Regions from separate parts of the Mus musculus genome. Here region 1 is linked to region 2. A link is a loop called in an ENCODE intact Hi-C map of the cell type or tissue named here. Cell type or tissue: heart. All regions are shown on one strand. Links, peaks and the distances in the headings refer to the core of each region. The heading gives the core; the rest is flanking DNA.

Region 1 (11,094 bases), core at 1,460-9,459, 120 kb after region 2:
CCAGTGAAATAGACATAAAAAATACAATGGAATTATAAGAATGAATGAAAACAAACCAAGTTGTGAAATGACAGATGCAGCAGGAAAAGCAATTATATGAAAGTTTAAAACCTGAAGAAATCTCTTTGTTGCTTGTGAACACAGATACACATGATTTAAAAACATGAAGACATGTATGGAAATGAGACACACCATCTCCCAGGAAGAAGACAAGGGGTTGTAACTATAGAGCCAACACATGGGACCATAAAACTGTTTTTAAAAAGGAAAATTTCAAGTGCAGATGATATAATATTAATAAAAGATATAGATCAGTGGGTGGTCCATAGCTGTTTGTTGCAATATGTCAATAGACTCTACAAGTTTGAAATTGTCAAAGATCATTTGAAATTAAATACAACAGAATTCCAGCAAAGGTATCAGATCTGTTGTGTCTGATAAGTAAATGGACAAGAGTGATATGAGGCAAGTAGAAGGACAGATGTGTACATGGGTGGAAGGATGAACGAGTGGTCCATGAAAAAGGATGGATGGATGGTGATGGAAAGATATGAATGGATGGACAGCATAGATGGGTAGGTGGGTGGATGGATAGGTGGATGGATGGTGATGGAAAGATATGACTTGATGGACAACATAGATGAATGGGTGGGTGGATGGATGGAGAGACATGGACAGGTTGGAGATGGATGAGCAGACCAGTGGTCGGGTGGTTGGTGAATGAATGAGTGGATGAGGCAGTACTAGAGATTGTCACAGGAGTCTGGTCAGTCCACTTGGCATTGACCATTGTTGAGCACCAAGACACATCCCAAGCCTGATTAAGCTCAGCCCTGGCCTGGTCCATACAGAGTTTTGACAGATGCCTTTCCTCCTTCCCCAGGAGGTCAAAACTGATGACCAGATGCAGGTCTTGGTGAGGGCACATGGTGCAGTATTCTGGGCTTGGATGTGAGTCCTCTATGCTCAAGGGTCTCAGAGAATTCTCTGGACACAGACTCCCATTAGGACCCTGGAGGTGAGGGGGAAGAGAGCTTGGTGTTCCAGGAAGAATGATGTTGAAGGTAGTCAGGGAAGAGTTCTGGGAAGGGCTCCTAGCAGAAGAAACCACTGTCAGGATGATAACATCAGCAAGCAGACCTGTGGCCTGCCATGAAGTGTCTGAATTGCTACTTCTCTGGGAGTTCAAAGTTTGCTCCCAGGACACAAATGCACAAATTGAGCCAATTCTCAGAGTCGTCTCACTGGCCTGAAAAGGAATTAGGCCCAGGAATCAAATGGTTCAAGATCTGCACTCTCTGTCCACCAGTGACCCTCACTTCACCCCACTTTGGTTCCTGGAAGAATCAACCACAAATGATTTAGCTGCGGCCTGGTCCTTGCATGTACCCCCTCCATGTTGGGTTTTATGGCCCCAGTGCTGGGTGTGGGCTGGGGTGGGGCCCATGTGCCTGTCTGCATACCGGCCCTGATGGCAGCACACTCTCATCTCACCAAACAGTCCTCCGACAAGCACCGTTACTGCTCACTGCCGTCTCTCAGCTAACTAGGAAAGGGTTTTTCTAATTACATTTCCCTTGAAATCCACCCGGGTTTGAGTTAACACCTCTTCAGTCTGCCAAAACCTAAGTCATTTTAAAATTAGTTCTGGAGGTTTTGAAACACACACACACACACACACACACACACACACACACACACACGCACACGCACAAACACACATCCCACTGGGATACTGAATTTTCAAGTTGTATATGGAATAGTCTCCCCAGAAGTCCAGTGTGGCTTTCCATGGACCATGTGGGAGAGGCCTGGAGGGGAGGAGGGGGGCCCCCATCCTGGCTAACTGGGCCTCATTCCCCTCAAATCTGGAGTGCAGCCTTCCACAATGCTGTTGAATCGATGGAATCATAAATGCATTTTGCCCTGAGCAGTCTCTCTGATACTTTTTAAAACTGTGTGGATGGGAGGGAAATGTGATCCATATGGTTTTGAGTCATTAACACTTAAATCATCAAAATAGAGGGATTTTTTTTTCTTTCTTTCTTATTTATTTATTTTTTTCTAGAGAAATTTCATATCCAAGGCGCCTTGAGCAGCTCTTTAATAAACTATTTAAAATTCTGTTGTTCCTCCTAAAACACGCAAGTGCACACCCACATATGCAGCACACGTATATACATACACCCAACCTCAGAAAGGGCAGCAGTGGGAAACAGCCCACGTGGGGCCATCCAGCTCTAAGACAGTGGAAAGGCCTTGCAAGGTATCTGTTGAGCACTGAAGGTGGGGGTCAGTGACCTATGCTCAGCCCAGCTGTTCGGGCTAAGAGTTCCATAGAACTTAAAACTCATCTGGAGGTGACCCCTAGTGATACAGAGGAGAAAATTGAGGCCCCAAAGAGTCTCAAATGCTTAGAGACTTAGTAGAAGGCACAGTGGATGTTTCAGAATGAGATAACAACGTAAGCAACCATGCCTGGCACTTTTGTATCATAGGGCTGAATGGTAAAGCTTGAGACAGGGATCCAGGCAGGAGAAGGGGTAGCATCTGAACCTTCGGCACATCCATGGTTCCTTGTAGCCTAGAGGCTTCAGTTTCTGGCTTCAGCCTGCAAGCCAAGACTACCCAGGGAGGGACTATTTTCCCACAACACACAAGGCTTAGACGTGCAAGAATGGGAGACGTGGGGTGATTTGCTGAAATATCACTACAAATACTCTAGGGAGGAAGGGTATCAATGACACGGGCTTGGGTATAGAAGGAGTAAACCTGAGGGGCATTTGATAGGACTGGAGGTCAAACGAATGGGGCAAAGATCCACAGAGCAGCATTGAGGCTGTATTGCATTTGTTCTTCCAGCTTTGGGTGGCCATCACAAGTTCTTGAGGCAAGATCTCTCTAACCTTTGGCTTTTATTTTCACACTTCCCAGAGGCCACTCTGACTTTCTGCCTCCATCTTGGAAGGACCCCTGTGGTTTCCAGACTCACCCAGAACATCCTTATCTCAATATCCTAAATGCTATCCCATCAGTAACTTCCTTCTGCAACATAGCATGCATTTACAGGTTCTGAGAGTTTGGAGGCCAGTGTCTTTGGAGAAGTAGGAAATTGTCCAGGCTTCTACAAGAAGGACGTTCAGATTTATTCCTTTGTTTGTCTGTTGCTTTCTTTCTCTTTACTTTTTGTTACATTTATGCATTTTTATGTGTATATCCCTATGTGCCATCATGCATGCGTGAATACCAGAGGCCATCTTATGGGAGTGGATTCTCTCCTTCCACCAGGTTAAGCCCAAGAATTAAACAACTCATGTCTTCAGGCTGGGTGGCAAGGTGACCATACCTGCAGATTCATCTCCCTGCCAAAACTTAGATCTCTGACCTTGGTGACCAGCTGGTGCTTGGAATCAAAAGAGGAGATCAGTGGCTAGGCTAGTCTTGGTTTCCTTGCTGAGACAGATAGATGCCTACAAGAAGCAATGTAGAAGGAGGGTGAACCACCAGTTCAGAGGTTTCCAGTCTGTGGTTGGCTGGCTTCCCTGCTATGGACCTGTAGAGAGGCAGAACAGTATAGTGGGACAGAGGAGGACATGCAACCCTAGAAACATGGCCAAAAGGCAGAGGAGAGGGTGACAGGACAAGATACGACCACCAAGGATGTGCTTCAGTGGCCTGCTTCTCCCACAAAGCGTCTACCTCCACAAGTTTCCACTTCCTCCCAGTGACGAGCCCTGAACCCACCAAAGAATCAATCCATTAAGTGGTTTAGAGCATTTCCCAAAGCCTACCAACCAGCTGGCAGCCAAGCTCCAATAACAGGAGCCTTGGAGAGGCAAAGCACACTTCATCCAAACCTTAAAAATGTATGTAGGGAATCGTTCTTCTAACCAGAAGCTCAGGACATAAGCAGGAAGGGGTTTCTGAGATAAGATGGTTCTGGGCAGTGGAGCAGGGGACAGGTGTGACCTAAAAGTATGGCGTTCAGGCTCCAGTGACAGAGACCAAGGTAGCCACAGGAATAAATGAAGCTTCTGATTTCTCATTCATTTGGGGGTAGGGGAGGCAGCAAGGCTAGGAAGCAGAGGGAACCCCATTTTGGATAGAAGACAAAGGATGAGGCATGGTCAGAGCCCAAAGCTTAACATGGTGGAAAGAGAAAACTCACTTCCTCTGATATCCATGCACGTGCATACACACTTATACACATAAAAATACATCAGATAATTACCCAGGAATGGGGGCTAAAGAGATAACAGGGTCAGAGGAGGGCACAGGAAAAGATTGCAATGTCATGTGGAAAACGGGAACTAAATGGGATAGGACAAAGGTTTGCCCACTCCCGGTTGACCCCAAAGCCATTTTGAATGGAGTGAAACAAGATTAGCCGAAGTGTCTTGGTACAATGTTCTTGAGGATATTTGGTTTAGGAAGCTTACGGTGCCACCTGTGAGCCGAGGGCAGGGTGGGGATGAAGGGGTGCTTTGAAAGGAAGCCTCAGCATGGTGAGACACCATAAAGGAAAGAAAGGAGGATTGTTTTGTAGGTCCTCCCTTGACCCAAACCTAGAGATTAAAAAAAAGGGGGGGGACACCAGAAATTGATAGCTTGAGTCTGAGAAAGTGGAGCTTCCCAGACCCTTCTCAGAAGCTGAAGCCAGTACAGCCTCAGCCTTACCTTCTTCCTTGACCCTTGGTCAATGACCTCAGCTTCAAAACCAGTAACTGACCACACACGAGAGCGGGAAGAGAGGCAAGACCTGAGACTAGTCACCTGTGAAAGTGAACCTGAGCCTTACCCGAACCCCTTCTTTCTTCCCCTTACCCATGGGCCTCAATCTCAGCCTCCTCCCCTCCCTCCCATGTGTCCTAAACAAGGCCTCAGTGCTCTGGGTGACTACGGCCAATTCAATCACATCTGTGGGCCTCTTGATGAAATGAGACACTTGGCTGCAATGACCGCCAGCAGCCTCCCCAGCCCTCGTGGCCCGGGGAAGCACAACCTTGGACGTGGATGGGCCGTCTAAGTTGCCACAGGAGCTCCAGCCTCTTTGGAGAGCGGCCCAGGGTTCTGTCACTTGGTAAACATGATGCAGGCCTGTTTGGGGCCTCATAACTGTGGTTTTCTGTTTTCCTCAGCAGTAGCTGCAAGGCCAGGGCTGCAGCTGAGCCAGGCCAGGAGGAAGGGAGCGGGGAGAAAGAAGAACAGCCTCTCCACACTAACCCCTCTGCTTAGCTCAGAAAGTTTACAAAGGGAGGAATCTCATGTGCCTGCTAGACTCTTCCTCTACCTTACCCCAGCTCATTCCTCTTGCAAAGGAAAAGACTTACTCGCAAGCTGTGCTGTCCAGCCTCCGTTTTGGGGAACAGACACTCAGTTCACAGTACTGTTGAACTTTGGAAAGAAGAAACCATGTCTAGAGCTGAGATGTGGGTGACTGGAGACCCTAACCCAAAGCAACAGCCGGCCCTATGGGGCCAGTCTTGTTATTTGGAAACAATTCAGTTTGCCTGGACCCTCCAGGACCTGGCACACAGGAGTCCTGTGTAATCCTGGTTTAATGAGCCAAGTGGAGATGAATCCAGGAAAAGACAAGATTGCTCTTGGAAAGAAACAATGGCAGTGGCTACGGAGGGTGTGACTGATAGGATTGGCACCCTTGGGTTCCCTCGCCCGTCTATGAAACATTCCCCAGCTGCTAGGGACAGGGCGGGCTGCATACCATGTGCTGCCTCTAACCCTGCTGAGAGGAGCTGTCTGATCTGGACATGGCTGGGAATGTGCCATGTCTCCAAGGTCGATCTCTACCTCATCCATGATGTCCATGCCAGGGTAACTCTAAACTACCAGAAATCTCTGATACAGTTCATACTTCCAAGCAGCCCTTGTGGAGGGGCAAAGGCTGTGCTTTCTGTCTCTGCTTAGCATCTCTGGCTCCTTTAGCCTGCTTTCTGGCTACCTTGCTGGATACCTTGAAGAACACCCTCCCTCCATAGCCCGCTTGTGCAGGAATATGTGTTTTAGCTTCTATTTCTAGTGAACCTGACCCAAGATGACAGAGAGCACTCTCCAGATAAGTCCAGCTCTAGACAGCCTCTGCTCTCTAAGCTAAGGGGGTACCAAGCTGCCTGCCCAGCAGCAGGGGAGAATGGAGGGCATAGACAGCTGGCATTTTGCAAGGCCAGAGCTCATCAGTGAAGCTCTGCACATCTGGGGAGTTGGGGGGAAGGGGTATTTGGACTACAGCATTAGCAGAAAGGTGCAGAGTACAGTACAACTGGAAGCCTCTGGGGCTACCAACGTTGCAAGATGCCAAGACTCTCCCCGGCTAGAGAACTGTGGACGAGTTTGTTCTTGTCAGCTGGCAGCACAGACAGGCAGGCATGGCAGAACCTGTGGACAGTGAAGACCAGGCTATCTCAAGGCAAAAAGGATCTAGGGTCCAGGGTAGATCAGGAGACCCCTGGACTTCTGCTAGCTGAGAACTTTACAAATATCATGAAGTCCTTACCTAGGTGGCACCATAAGTAACTAAAATATAAAATAATTTTTGAAAGTGTACAACAAAGACAAGAGCAATAGTAATAGAAATTTTAGGATTCGCAATACACCACGGGCTAATGTGGGGTGGAGGACCCTGCTAGCCCACTGCATGCCATTCCTTCATTTAATCCCACTGGATCTGTTATCTCCGTGGTGCACATGCTCATGTGTTCTTATATGTAACCAGGAAAACACGGCATTAGTCTCTCCTTACCCACAAGAGTATGTCCTAAGACCCTGTCTATCTAAAGACAGGAATAATGCCTTATTTATACTGTTTCATTTGACACACAATCCATACTAAAAATGTCATTTTAAAGCTAGACATAATAAGAGATCTATTTATTTGTAGATACATAATACATACATACATACATACATACATACATACATACATAGCTGCAAGAGCAACAATGTAAAAAGGGGAGAGCTCATGGTCGCTTGGCCTTCCCTGGCACACTAGGAACTGCCCCCAGTACCCAGAGTACAGACAGTTTTCTGCCCAGAGCTGCCCTCCTCCATGGCAGCAGCCTCTTCAACTCCCATAAAGGACTGAGTTGGGTTCTAAAGCTACATCATGGACCTGCCTCAGAAATGGGGCCTGCTTGTATGTTCCCAGTCCCTATCCTGTTGGGAGAAATATGGCCAATGGCAGTAACTTCCAGCTTTCTACAAGGTCAGGATTGGGAGGGATAGACTTTGGGGTCTCAGATGTCCCTAAGAACAACAGACACATTCAGGAACCTCCAAAGTTGTCTCCAAGCTGTGACTCCGGGCTTGACACAGACCTATAACATTATCCTCTCATGTCAAAGGTCTCCAGAGGTATGCACTGGGCTCCATGAAATTTCTAGAGCCTTTGACCTTAGATCAGAGTTTAGGGAGAGGGAGCACAATTCCCATAGTTCTCTGTGAGAACTGCAATTCCCTGGCTCCCCATTTACAGCACTAGGAACACCTACACTGCACCTCAGGAACAAACCTCAGCCTCCTCTTCTTTAAAACTCAGCATTGTAGACGATGCCCTATAACAACTATTCCTCCAAGTGTCAGTGACTTCTCTGGCGCAATGAGTTTGATTGTGTCCCCCCAAAGTTCATGCCTTAGAAACACAATTCCTAAATTCACGTGTTCATGATATTTGGAGGAAAGGTCTTTGAGAGATAATTAAAACGAGATGAAAGCAAAGGCAGGGACTCCAGGACATGCAGCAGCTTTGTAATAGAAAGAGGGGAGATCCATGCTACAGAGCTTGCTCTGTCTGACCACATTGCCCTCTATCATGTTGTGATGCAGCCAAAAGGTCCTTCTTCACCGGACACCTAGCACCAGTGAAGGAAGATAGGGAGAAAAAGGTAAAGAAGAAATAAGATGGGGAGGGAAGAGGAGTTGTTTCCTCTTCTCTGGGCTACACTTACAAGGCTCATCTGACCTAAATCCCAATCCTAGAGAACATACTAAACTACTGCAAAGATTTACCAGATTGTCCTAGAAGATTCCAGAATATTAACTCAATGCTTTCTCTAGAGGTTAGCTCATCTGTGGGTACTGAAAGTGCTCAGATTCCCCAAGGACATTGGGAGGGTAAGCAGAATGGCTTAGTTACTGTGAGCTGCGTCCCCCACCTCCATTTTATTCCTACAGATCTACTTAGAAATCTCCACAGCCTCCTTCCCTCCCAGTCTAGCGTACCATACCACGTCACAATAAACACATCAAAATGCATCCATATCCTGTTTCAAATATCATTTACATATAACTTCAGAGGAGCTGGGGTGAGCTCCATTTAACAAGTTGACATGATATTACATTATGCACATATTCAATTAAACATCAATTAACTTTGATTTGCAGTCATTTTGAGAAGTTGATCATTTTTTTCCTCTGTCATCAAATACCCTTGGAAAGACTGTAATCTGTAGTCCATGAGTTGGAGGTGCTCTGTCCTTCCTGAAGGCTCCATTGCTGGGTGCCCCATCTATCTGTGCGAGGCCAGCTGCTGCCCGTTTCTTCAGTTGGAAGTTTTACCTACTTCTTCCCCCAGATGATAGTACTCAGAGTCCATGGAGAATCTGCATAACGACAGAGGCTGCTAGGTCCTATGGTCAGAGCCAAGAAGGGAGGAGGCAGCCATAGATTCAAGGGAGGCAGTCCATGAAGCACAAGGAGAAGCCTCTTGACCAACATCACAGACCCTCCTGTGACTTACAGTCTGCAAAATCCCTTCTTTCTCAGTCTTCTCTAGATCTCCACCCAATATCTGTGAAGTTTGCACCATCACCCCCACTTTCCAGATGAGCCCACAGAGGCTCAGGGACATGTGAGAGACTATCACCAATGGAGGAGTTCTGGCTTCACCTTCCTCACCACCCACTAAGGGTGGGTGATTTGAGCCATCGGGGATATGTGTTTTCTCTTTGCACAAATCTCTTTGTGAATTCTTCTGTGGCCTGTCAGCATCCAAGGTCAGCAAGGGGTGCCAGGCAGGGGAGTGGACCACAGTCCCAGCCCTGAAGCTGGTAGGGACGGCACAAAGCCAGAGAGTTGGGTAAGTTGTGCTGCTGAGCGTCAAAACGTGTCAGGTCTCGCCCCAGCAGGCTGCTCCCTGGAATTAGCAGATACAATCCTGGAGTCAGAGAGCCATCTCCTTGGATCAGCTGTGCAGGGCAAGACGGGGCGGGGAGGAGAAAGCCATTCATGGGCGGAAAGAGTTTCGAGTGGCCTGATGCCAGGGCATCTGGGGTCACAGTGCGGTCCCCAAGTCCTTTCCCAAACCAGGACATCCCTAGCTGTCTGAGTCTGATATCACCATTGAATCTGCAACTTAAGACAGCCTGCTGAACCTGTCTGTCTGTCACCCCACCATCCACAGTTATCTGAGGAAGCTTAATGGAGAAGCAAAGCAAAACCTGTGGAAATGGTGCCCTTTCCCCCTCTTTCTTTCCCTTCCTCCTTCTCCTCCTCTTTCCCCTTTCCCCTTCCCCTGCCCCTAACACCATAAGCTGGAGTGAGCTTCCCATTCTAGGTGGGCCCCAGCAGCTCCCAAGTGAGTATCGGTTGTCTACAATGTGTCACGAGCACCACCAGTTACTTCTCAGTTGGGTTCTTGAAGTTCACAGAAACTCAACAATGCAGAAAGCATCATCTTTTTGTGTGTGGAGAAGAGGAAATGGACAGAGAGCTCATTCATTTGCCCAAGGCCACCAAAGTAGAAGGCAGCAGAGTTGGATTCCAGGCCAGGTGGGCTTGCTCCATGATCTTCTGAACGTCCACATCTGACACTGTTTTCTCCACGCTTGCCCTGCTCCTCCAGGCCGTGAGAACCATGTGATAAAAAATAAGAGCCTTGGCTTAGCATCCGAGGCCCTCCACAGACTCCCAAAGTGTCTTGAGCTAGCTTTCTAACCGTGTTTCATCTCAGCCTTATAACTGCAGTACTTCAACCTGCTCCCCCAACCATGCTATCTCTGTGTTTGTAAAGATCTGCCCTGGCAAGCCTGGGTCCATCTGCCAGAAGTGGCCTTCACCATCTCCTCCCTGTCATATCCACACTCCACAGAGTGAAATCAGAGACAGTGACTTGGAGGAGGGGCCACTTAGGTTGGAGTCAGTTAATCCTTTGGATTCATGAAACAACTTTCACATTCACTACAACGTGATATGGCTGAGGAAACATGGGTGTTTATTCAAATATCAGGTCACCAGACCTGGAATATTTTCAGGGCAGGCCTGGTGAACTGTTTGTGTCTGTATCCTAGCAACTGGCATGAGGTTCTGGCTCAGAGTAAGTACTCCTTGGAATGATGATGGATGGATGAACAGATGGATAGATACAAAGATGGATGAACACTTGGATGGATGCTTGGATAGAGTAGGGAGTGACTGGACAATGAGATGGATGGATGGGTGTGTGGATGAGAGATAAACAGATGGACAGATGGATGGTTGGTTGGATGGATGGATGGATGGATGGATGGATGGATGGATGGATGAGTACATGGATGGATGGATGGATGGATGGATGGATGGATGGATGGATGGATGATGGTTGGTTGGTTGGTTGGATAACTTGGCTGCAAGATGAATAAATTCGCAGAGGGATGGAAGAAAAGGAAATGAGCAAATTACTCATGTCAATAAGCACAAAACTACTCAGCCCTGGGAGACTCCAAAAGCCTCTCCGATTTGTGGTCCTTGCAACCTTTTGTTGCAGGTCAATAAAGATCTCATAGGCCCCCCTCTGGGCAAAGAACCAAGTCTGTCTCAGCAGGAAGAGGGGAAAGGACCCCAGTCTGGAACTCTGAGCTTATATCCTGGAATCCATGGCTGCACTCGAGGAAGAGGAGGCCCTGCCCCATCCCTAGAGAGGAGCCAAGCAGGGAGGAGTCCACAGTTCCATCTTTCCATTAGCTAAGAAACTGTTCCAAGCATGGCCTCTCCCAACTCCCAAATTCCACTGCTCAGGATAATCGGAGCCTGGGCCTGAGGCCAGTGTTGCTTCAACTCCAAAACCAAAACCACACTGGCTTGAGTAGGAGAGGCCTGGGGAGT
Region 2 (11,094 bases), core at 2,009-10,008:
AGTAACAAAGCATGTACCACCCACCGTGTTTGTGTGGTTCTGGGGCCTCTCGCCAGCATCGCCAGCCCCACTTCCGTTTCTGAGTCTCACTGACAAGATTGGGATAAGCAACTTTGCCCAGCTCTGCCTGATCCTCTGCATAAGCTGAACACAGAGAAATGAAGTTAGCTGCCATTAAAATGGCTGAGCTAGGTCCCCACCAACGCTACCACCGGCATGTGCATGCATAATAGTAATGAATAACAATACTGTATGGAAGTGGTTATCTGCTAGGGACTTAGATCCCAGATCCCCCAGCACCAGGTTTCACTATGTTTCAAAGCTCTGGATGCTGGGGACACCTCTGCCCAGCTGGCCACATTGCTCATGGGTAACTATAAAAGTGGCATAGTGTGTCAACAAAAGCTATGAGGGTACAAGTAAAGGCATCCACTGTCCAGTGTACCTGGCACATTAGGAGGAGCAAAAGTTGCTGTGGATCTTCTTAGAGGTTTTGCTGAACAAGCAACTTCTTTATAGTAATCCCCAGTGAAGGAAGGAGGAGTCTCAGGGGAGCAGCCCTTACCTGAACCAACTTCAAATGTTCGTGACACAAGGCCAGAAATGATGAAAGTCACAAACAAGACCAGAGACATTGTAAAGTTAAAAATAAGAGAGGTTTCTTTGAACTTATAGTTCTTGTCCAAGGTCAAAAGCTCAAGTCTGATAATTGGCCTTCTCTCTGGCAAAATCTTAGAGATGTGTAGGATGCCATATGGTGAGGCCCATGAGAAAGAGAAGAGAGATGGGAAATGTGTCTTCTAGCCTCTCTTTGCTCTTTAGAGACCACCCACATTTAATCTCGCACAGGGCTCCACCCTTCTGATTATGTTGGATTCCCATGGCCCCCCCAAGCTTCGCTCCACCCACTATAGGAACCTTGCTTCCATCCTCTCATCATTTCACAGTGGGAACTCAACTCACTGTGAGGTTTTAGAAGAGGCAAAGCATTGCAAGCCAGCCCAGCAGTGTGAGCCTCAGGCCAAGCCAGCCCAGCAGTGTGTGCCTCAGGCCAAGCCAGCCCAGCAGTGTGAGCCTCAGGCCAACCAGGGTGCAGTGTGTGCCTCAGGCCAACCAGGCTGCAGTGTGTGCCTCAGGCCAACCAGGCTGCAGTGTGAGCCTCAGGCCAACCAGGGCTGCAGTGTGGCCTCAGGCCAAGCCAGCCCAGCAGTGTGTGCCTCAGGCCAACCAGGGCTGCAGCAGCTTGGAAACTCTCCTGCTTCCACCTTCCCACATGGCCGGGCCCAGACCCTCCATGAGACCTCCAGTCCTTCTTCAGATTTGCTTACCATAACCCACCCTATACCCTCCCAGAAAGATCTCTTCTCCACCCCCAATAGAGCAGAGGAGATCTTTCTGGGAGGCAGAAGACCGGAGTCCACCTGACCCCAGGTCCCTGCCCAGTCATTTGTTTGTCAGGTGGGAAGTGGAAAAAGATACAACACCTACTGGGTACTGTGGCTCAGCCTAAAGAAGCATGCAAGTGGGCCCGCTCTCTCTCTCTCTCTCCCTTTCTCTCTCTCTCTCTCTCTCTCTCTCACACACACACACACACACACACACACACACACACACACACACACATCTCTAGTGCATGTAGCACAAGCTCTGCATGGAGGGAAAACTCAGAGTCATCACCAGTGCACAACAGCACAGCAGGTTGAAATCAGAGACCATGGCTACTGTGTACCAGCATCAACTCTCTCTCTCTCTCTCTCTCTCTCTCTCTCTCTCTCTCTCTCTCTCTCTCTCTCTCCCCCTGTCTCCTAGTCTCCTAGTGGGGAGCAGGTAGGCAATAGCATCCCTGCCTCCTGAGACCTGAGTCTTGTCCACCCTAGTCCCCCAGAGCTCTGATGAAAATGACTTGCTCAATGGGGTATGGTTCAGAGTCCACAGTGGGGGCTGAGATCAATCAAGGGACCCCAGGCAGGAGAGGGAAGCTCTCTGATCCAGTGACTCAACAGGACAGCCCAATTCATTGGGACATCCACTGGGGGAGCAAGAGAGGGTGTATGCCAGCTGAGAGCCCTGCCTGGCACTCTGGGGGGAACAGATGGGGGTGGGTTTCAGGTCACCAAGAATCAGGAAGAGGAGGAAAGAATTCAGTAGAAGTTTCAAAACCTCTGCTCACTCCCTCCAGACCAGCGTGGGGCAACAGTCAAGAATTTTACTGATGCCAGAGAGAACACTGGGTGCTACAGGCATGGCAGACAGTCCAAAGTGAGCGGCAAATGGGGAAAGGTGAAGAGGAGGCATTTGAGATGACTAAGGACCCTCCCCTCTTGTGGGAGAGTTACACGAAGCATTCTTCAGGGTGTGTGCAGATCTCTCCCCTTTGAACAAAACTCTGGCTTCTTTTGCTACTCCAGAGCTGGGCCAGCCTCAGCAAGCTGGGTAGCACTCGAGAGGGTAACAGCTCCACATCCAGGGGAGCCTTGACAGAGACAAATGAGACTCGGTGTCAGCCGGGCTGAGCCACCTGGGAGTCGATGCACTCCTGCCGTCCAGGACCAGCCCCACCCCTGCACCCTCATTATACAAGCTGGGATGTCCTCAGGCCAAAATACTGTGTACCGCCCCTGCCCGAACCTGAGTGTCATTATGACAACTCTCACTTGAAATTATTTGTTTTTCTCTATTGATCTTGATTCGACACTGGGAAAATGTATTCTTTGTACGACATTCCCAAGGGCTTAATTTGTCCATGTTGGAAGCCTTTTTTAATAGGATTCTGCCCCATTGTTTATTCTGAACATTGAGTTCTGAGAACCGGGATCCAGCTCCGTTAATAGAACCTCATTACCAGGGTCTCTCCGCATCAGGGAGCTGATAGTGGCCTAGTAAGCAAGAGGCTGCTGAAGGAGCTTCAGGAGCTGCCAGATCAAAGGCTCGTGGGAGGCCACACTGTCATTGTCCCCTGCCACCTTCCTCCTATTTGGAGACCTAGAGCAGTGACAGTCACTGAGCTGGACAGTCCCATGTGAACCCCATCTCAGAGAGGTCTTCCCACCCGGATGACCAAAGAAGCAACCTTTCTCAAAGTAGGACCTGTGGAACCCCTGCATAAGTGTCCCCCAGGTGCCAGTGCAGAGGCAAACTGCTGGGCCTCTGCAAAACAGTGCCTTAAGATCTAGACAAGAGAGAGTCCTATTATGGAACCCACACCTCAGCTCCATGAAGGGACTTCCTTCTGTCCAGGACTGGCCAACTGGGTGGTCCATACCCAATGTCATGCTTGAATCTCTCTGTGTAGTCTCCTGTTCTTATGTGTTCCTCTTGTTCAGAGACTGTCCATCCTGGCCCTACCTGATGACCCCAGGTTTGGACCAGTGTGGCAGCAAGCTCCAATCATCTAGCATCACCTGGTGCCTCAAAGTGGGGTGGGCAGTGTTAGCCAGGCAGCCTGGTAGAGGGAGCATCCCCACCAGCCAGGGAAGTGTTCTTATCACAGGACTGCAGGGCACTGAGCCAGTGAGATGGTACTCATGTGATTTTGAGTGGTTCAGACGGTTTACACAAATAGTCTCCTCTCTGTAAAAATAAAATAAATAAAATGTGCTGGTCTGAGGTTCTAAGCAACCCAGGGCAGCTCTGCCAAGACCCCCCAAGACAAGAGCTGTGAGTATAGAGCCTGTAAGATCTGAATCTGCTGGAAATATATGAGGAAATGGGCTGAAGAGAGGCCTCGTTTAAGGCTGGGTAAGGATGAGTTACTAACCCTTCCTGAACTTTAATTTTCACTCATGAGTAATTTTGCTTCTGGAACATTCCATCTCCTTTATGTAACAATGCAGCCTGGGAATCTGGCTCAGGTAAGTCTAGGATCCTGCTTAGGACTCTCTTAGAACCACGGCTGACTTAGCCAAAGAAGAAACACAAAACCTGACATTGTTTAGGCATTCCAATGTCTACTGAGATTTGCACCATTCCAATGTCTACTGAGATTGCTCAGCACAAGAGACAACAAAATGGTTCATCCCTTTGCTCTTCTGAGTAAAGGCGGGTGTTGGACAGACAGAATATGGTTCTCAGACGTCCATTTCCTTGCAGTGATAGCTGGTCCTATTTGGGGAACAGAGGAGTCATAGTGGACTTCCAGGAGGAGGTGCTCATTTTCTTGTGCCACAGAAACATGCAGGACTTGGAAAGCAGAGAGAAGCAGGAGATTATGTCTTCCGTTGTGAACAGTGCTTTTTCTCCATTCACCAGCCTTTTCCAGTAGTCAATAAACAGGATTTAATGAAACAGCTGCTTCACCCAGCATATACATGAGTTTGTGGCTTTGTAGAGGGTAGAAAAGTGGAAATGCCATCATAGGTCCTGGCTAAGAGCCACGGAGCATCCTCAGGGGTCATCACAGCAGGCCCCAGGAGGCCATGTGGGAGTACACCAGGAACTCAAGTGTGGCTGCCTGTGTCACCGTGTCCTTAGTGCACTCCAAGGTCCCATCCACATAGAGAGGACAGAAACATACTGCAACGTAACCTAGGAAAGTTGCCTGAACTACCATCACACAGACTTGCCCACAAAAGGCAACCTTGTTTTTACAGCTCTAGGAAGATTTCAGGCTATTGCTGTCTTGAGAAAGAGCCTGGGCCAGGGCAGTGACCCACTCGTGACATTCCTCAGAAGCATGGCTTCTTCAGGCTTCTCCCCTGGGTTGCATGTTGGCTGCGGCCTCCAGCAATCACCCCTAAGCAAGCACAGGTTTCTATAGCAGACACATGTCGGGAATACCCTATATCCTGATGCTCACAACATGCAAGAATGGCCACGAGTTCTAAAGCTTTGTTTACTCGTCTATCAACACTGAGGGGGTATAAGCCTCACAGTGAACCAACCACAGAGGATTTACACAAGGCTTTATCAGGGAAGCTCCAAGACAGGGAAGGAAGAGTCCTGAATTACCCTTCATAGTGACCATGACCACAGGGTTCTAAACGGAAGCCATGAGGGTGCTGAATGCAGCAGCATCCTTGACACTTGAGGCCACTTCACTTTCCCTCCTGCACCAGGTAGTTAACTTGCACATGGAGAGAACAATTGTTTTGTGCAGTTAAAAGACTGTTCAAGGCTGAGTGAGGTGATGGATGCTTGTTACCACAATGCTTAGGAGGCAGAAACAAGTGGACCCTTGTGGACTCACTGGCCAGCAAGCCAGTGAGAGATCCTGTCTCAAAAACAAGCAAGTAGGCAAACAAAAATAAAACAGAACAAAAAACCGCAGTGGGCCATTCAGTAAGGAATGGTACTCAAAGTTGTTCTCTTGACTCCACATATATCCCCTCATACACGAACACCACACACACACACACACACACACACACACACACACACACACACACACACACACACACACATGCACACCCCTGAGGGAGTCCCTCAAGGAAGAAGGTTGAAGCCCTATCATCAGTCAAGGCAGGCAGGCCAAAATAGCATCCACCGCCAAGCTCCACTGGAGCCGTAGGATAGAAGCCATGTCAAGTTCAGTTGGAGTTGAGCCCGTGATGGCCAGGGCCACAGCCAAGGAGCTTCTCCGAAAAGGACGAAATCACCAGAGCTTTCTGCCGGTCTGCAGCAGCACCAGCAGCAGCAGCAGCAGCAGCTACAAACAGCCAGGGCTAATGTTTATTGAGCACCACATTAGTGAGGCGAGCCAGATCTGGGCTGCAGTCATCACAGCTTGCAAACCTTAGTAGCTTGACACGAATTTGTTTCCTGCTCACAACAGCCACTGCAGACCCTGCCCCTCTCCAGGGTGAGGACACTCTGTGCAGCGGCCCAGCCAATCCACCACCGTACAGACCTCACCATCAGCAACATGTCACCTTCCCAGTGGCTGAGGCACATAAGAGATGGGAGGGCGGTGCAACGGATCTGTACCATCTGTATTAGTCAGGGCTCTGCAGAGCAACAGCCTCCAGGAAAGACGTAGACATGCAACAGCAGGGTTATTATGGGAATTGACTCATGCAGTTATGGAGGCTGAGAATATTCCATCTGATACCTACTGTTAGGGAGATGCAGAGACATGGAAGCAGAGGTAGATGGCAAACAGGCTCAAGACTGAAAGCCTGAAAAGCCAGACCCGCTCCTCCCCACCTGCCACATTATCCAAGGGCAGATGAATGGATACTCTGGCTCAAGACAGGAGGGGTCTGCTTTCCCTTTGTGTTGGTGTCCCGGCTGAATCTCAGATGAATGCCAGCCCCTCCGGTGATAAAAGGGAGGACCCTTCGTTTATTCTCCCGATTCGGCTGGGGACCACTTTCAGAAACTTCCATACAGACACCAGAGTGGCATTTTACTGAGCCTCTCTTAGGCCCAGTGGGTTGACAGATAAGATAGCTCATTACCATTCCTCTTGCATGTCATTGTCTTGAAGCACACATCCTTCATGAGGAGGTGTCATGAGCACTGTCATGGCTCACGTGGCTGCCTTGCCTGGAACATTGAGCCAGTGCCTGGTGTTGATCATGTACCTTATGTGGATTATTTCATAAATGCTGCTATAACAACCTATGGCACAAATAAAGAAACTAAGGCACAGAGGGAATGTCCAGCAAGAACCTCCCCAAAGTGACAGAGCTAGGACCAGAAGGCAGCCATTCACACTAAGGAAGGCTGGGTTCTTGCTCCTCACTCTAGCTCCGCCCAGAAGCTCAGTCATTGGCCAACAGTGCTTCAGTCTATTATCTTCCTGGCCTGAGGAGGTGGCAATCTTGATTGGCTGAGAAGCAAGGGGATTAGTGAAGCTCACCTCTAGGAGTGTCTAGAGAGGCATTTCCAGAGATGATGGGGGCTCTGACCTAATAAGTGGGTTCATTCCTTGACAGATTTGTGTTATGATGGCATTACTGGGAGGTGGTAAAAGTTGGGGAACAGGTGTTCTAGTTTAGTTTCTGTTGCTGTTACAAACACCATGACCAGAAGCAATTTGGGGAGGAAAGGGTTACAGGTTATCATCAAGGGGAGTCAAAACAGGAACTTTCAAGGTAGGAATTTGGAATTCCAGAGGAATGCTACTTACTGGCTTCTTCCCTCTGGCTTGCTCAGTTTCTTTTCTTAGATAGCCCAGCCCACCTGAGTAGGGACAGTACTGCCCAAAGTGGGCTGGGCTCTCCTATATCAAGTAACAATTAAGAAAATAGCTCACGGACCTGGCCACGAGAGAATCTGGTCAAATCTCCAGTGGAGGCTCTCTCTCTCCTCTCAGGTGGCTTTATGTTTGTGTAAAGTTAACGGCAGGAGCTAACAGGACAGTATTTCCACAGAAAGAAGTAGGCCGTTTGTATGTCGGGGGCTGATATTGGATACAGATTTTGACTTGTCTTTTTTCTGAGAGCCCTGTGCTTCATGGATCTCCTAGTGGGGTCTGCTCTGTCCACCCTCCCCAGCATGATGCGCTGACATCTCTGAAGCTACCCCTCCTTTCTTACATTGTTTTGTCAGATGTTTGGACTGTAGCAATATGTACAGAATATGCGGAGGTGGGTAAGAAAAAGGATGTCATACTTCTCTGTGTCCTGGGCATCCCAGGTTATTTGGAGCTAGATACCCACAGGCTGAAATGTTCCTCCATGAAGAAAAAGCATGGATCCCACTGGAGGCCAGACCTTCTCTGTATGGCTTCTGAAGCCACTGAGAAAAGCTAACCCCTGAAAGCCACTCAGACTGTCAGAACAACTCCAAGTGCAGCTGCCAAATGTAGAGGTTATACCCAGACCATCTCTGTGGTCCAGCCTGTGACCTGGGTTGGAGACATCCCATTCAGGGCAGGGGAAATAATAAGTACTCACTGACTAGCAAATCCAGCTCTATCGACTTGAAAGGTCGCATATTGATGGACAAAAAGCCAAGGTCAATATTTGATTTTGAGGAACAATAAATCTTGATACCGTGGAAAGGAGGCATCGATGCAGGTGCTGTTAGCTGGGGCTGGAAATGCTGTCACCACCAGTAGCCACACATCCTCCATGACCTGGAAAATGGGGTGGGGTGCTGAATATGTCTGGCAGTTTCTAGGCGTCTCTAGGTGAGGATATGGTCTGTTTGTTTGCTTGTTTGTTTGTTTGTTTGTTTGAAGTCCACAAGAGAGAAAAGTAAAAACTGTCCCTAGATGACTGGCAGAGTACACATTCCAGACCCTGTTTGCACAGATAACAGAGACAGGTGGTACCCCTCCCTAGACTGCCTCTCAGCCCACTGTGATTTGAAGGTTTCCTTCTTTTTCCTGGGCTGGGGTATGGAGGGGATGTCCCCCATATTTACCTCCTTATTCCTTATTCAGCCATTCCTCATTGTCCACTTTTTTTTATCACCCGAGGAAGACACACTGCCAAGCTAGTGAGAGGAGCAGAGCAGGTCACAACTGCACCCCAGATGGGTCTCCTCTGTTATCCCACCTTTCCAGACTCTGCTCCAAGCCCCACCCATCTCAGCACACAGAGTCACTAAGACAAGACCATGTGCCATTCCCCAAATGCTGGGACTGTCCCATCTGAGCCCTGCCCTCACAGTATTGGTGTACATCCCCTGGGGACCTCTCCTGAGCCTCAGGTGGTCTGTTTGACACTGCTCTTTCATAGGGCCTTCTTACCTTCCCCCAAGCAGTGTGAAACCTTCCATTGTCCCTGGACCACCTCCAGTTGGTTACCCCACCCTTTAGGCAGTGACTTGAATGACTGCCGGGTTTCGTTTTCCAGTGATTGACCTCTTCCAGGGCACGTGATGTTTGTACCACTCCAGCCCTGTTACCCAGGCAAAGATGACACAATGTGTGTTGGATGCATGGCTGGACACTGGGGAAAACAGATGTGCCAGGTCAGGGATTTGGAGCTGTCCTGTCAGAGCTGAAAGGGAGTTGAGCAGAACCTGTAGAAAGTGGGGAAGGCAGTGCCCCTGGCAAGCCCTGGAGGAGGAGTCAGCAGAGTCCAGACCTGCCAGCTCCTCTTCCTCACTGGCCACTGCCCTGACCATATTAATCTCGGGCTGAGCTGTGGAAATATCACTCTACTACATTCTATTCAAGTTCCCTGGAACTAAATTATGTTGTCAGGATTGGACAGAGCAGGAATGGAAAAGACCAGGCCGGATGACATGGGGCTGTTAAAAGGAGATGAATGAGTCTATGGTTTCCATTCAATTTTTCAAGGTTTCCCAAGGCAAGCCTGACAACACCACCTTATAACTCTCCGGCACCCTGCACATTCCCTCCACAATCTCATTTTTTTTTTTATTTCTGCCCATCAGATTAGAAGGACAGGGATTCTTCTTGTGGCTTCACAGATGAGGAAATAGAAAAGCTGGAGTAAAAGGGTGAGGAACACATCGACTAAGGTAAAGGTCGAGGCAAGGTCAGGCTGTAAATCTGCGATACAGCCACCAGGACCAGCTCTGGGCTCGTGGTGTAATGTTTCCATTTCCCACTTGCTCCGCTTCTTCTGCAAAATGGAGCTGAGCAGCACCATCTCCTAGGCCACAAGGCATCAAGGAAGTGACTGAAACTTCAATCCTTCATTCGTTCATTCATTCATTCATTCATTCATTCATTTCTGGTTAAATCAGACATCCCATGAGTCGAACATGTGTTAACTCTTCTCATGTAAGGGTCTTAACTTAAGAGAATTTCTACTTGATAGCTGTCTGACAGCAAGTCGGGTGCTAAGGCTTTGTTACTGAGAAGCTAGCCCTCAGCACAATTTCTTTGTGTGGTGTGTGTGCACCTAGGTGCGTAGACATGTGTGTACCTGTGCGTCCATGTATGTGCACTGTGTGTGTCTTCTTCAGTTCTTCAATTGATGTCTATCCTGTTTTTTAAGACAGAGTTTCCCACTGAATGCAATGCTTGCTGATTTGGTTAAACCAGCTTGCTAACATGGTCGTGGGGTCTTTGTGTCTCCTCCCCAGCATTGAGATTACAAAATCGCACAGCCACAGTCAAGGTTTTCTTCCTCCGTGGGTACTAGGGATCGAACTCAGGTCCTCATGCTTGTCTGTGAAGCACTTTACTAGCTGAGCCATCTCTCCAGGCCCCAGCACAGTTGCCTGAAGGGAGCGAGTCATATGTAAAGACTTTCTGCATCAAGCGTGTCCTCTGAGAAAGGAGGGAGGACTCTTCCCTGTCAGTCTGAGGAACACACAGTGTATATGGAATGACCAGCTTCCAGCTCCATGGTGTGCCCCCGTTAAAGGCAATCTCACCATCCAGGGCAGAGTGAGCCTCGGTTGTAAACAAAGGCCTAATTAAATTAACATAAATGATTTTATGTAAATTAAAGATCCACATGATGGCTGTTTATTGGTAGCAGCATCATATCTTGCACTGCACATGCTTGTTTAAAATTAATGTGCATAAATGCTCCAAACACCGTATTCGTATTATTAATAATGATAATAATGGTGAAAGGATGATAATAATAAACATATTCTCATAACAATGGTTCCCAGATGACTCTAAAATCTCAGCAGGGAGTGTGTGGAGTGTCTCGGCTCCTCTGGGAAACAACAAAAATTCCAGGGGCTTCCTAGTCTCCCCAGCCTTCATGCAGGGGTCCGTGCTGATATCTTCACTGAGTTGGCTAAAGAATGGCCTCTGAAACTCCTTCCATCTTTTGAGGCCTTACTCCCAGCCAGCTCTGCTATAAATCAGCCCAAACCTGCACAAGCGTCAAAGCGCTCTCCCTCCTCCCCATCTCAGAACCCACTTTTCCCATCAGTCTTCTCATCTCTTGTCTTCCTGGACACCCCTCAGATGTATGAAGATGGTGGCAGGTATACTGATGGTTCATTCTTCGTAGGTGGGTTAATGGAGGTCAGAGGCCGAAGCAACCCAAGGCCTACAGCAAGATCTCGGAGCTAGCACTAAAGTTCTTCTGACTCGGGTACTGCTGAGGTACACAAACAAGAGGTATTGGCTTAAAACACATAATCACTCAGTTCGACACGTCGGCTAGGGAGACTGGGAGACGACGTAAGTAGAGGAGCAGGTGAGGAGCTAGCAGTGTGAGGCTGTGCAGCAGCGTCTTTCTTTGATGCTCTCTATCCTAGAGTCAG

The links. A loop is a pair of places that touch in the nucleus more often than their neighbours do. Peaks named below come from ENCODE experiments on the same cell type or tissue, not always from the same donor. Only the 100,000 strongest peaks of a DNase experiment are listed, where the experiment ranks them.
Region 1: a loop joins it to region 2, with 2.0 times the contacts of the local background. A loop is called at or near these places in 2 of 42 quality-filtered maps.

The regions. Positions count from the first base shown.
Region 1 is chr14:25,348,942-25,360,035 of GRCm38, forward strand. All of the region lies in intron 1 of Zmiz1os1 (a long non-coding RNA gene), which reads right to left. Among named protein-coding and RNA genes, the nearest start is that of Gm41113, 25 kb to the right of the region's middle. In heart, for the core only: no CTCF peak of the experiment used is centred there; a DNase peak (open chromatin) is centred at 4,990; H3K27ac peaks cover 799 bases.
Region 2 is chr14:25,230,957-25,242,050 of GRCm38, forward strand. No RefSeq gene overlaps it. Among named protein-coding and RNA genes, the nearest start is that of Gm32379, 25 kb to the left of the region's middle. In heart, for the core only: no CTCF peak of the experiment used is centred there; a DNase peak (open chromatin) is centred at 5,605; H3K27ac peaks cover 216 bases.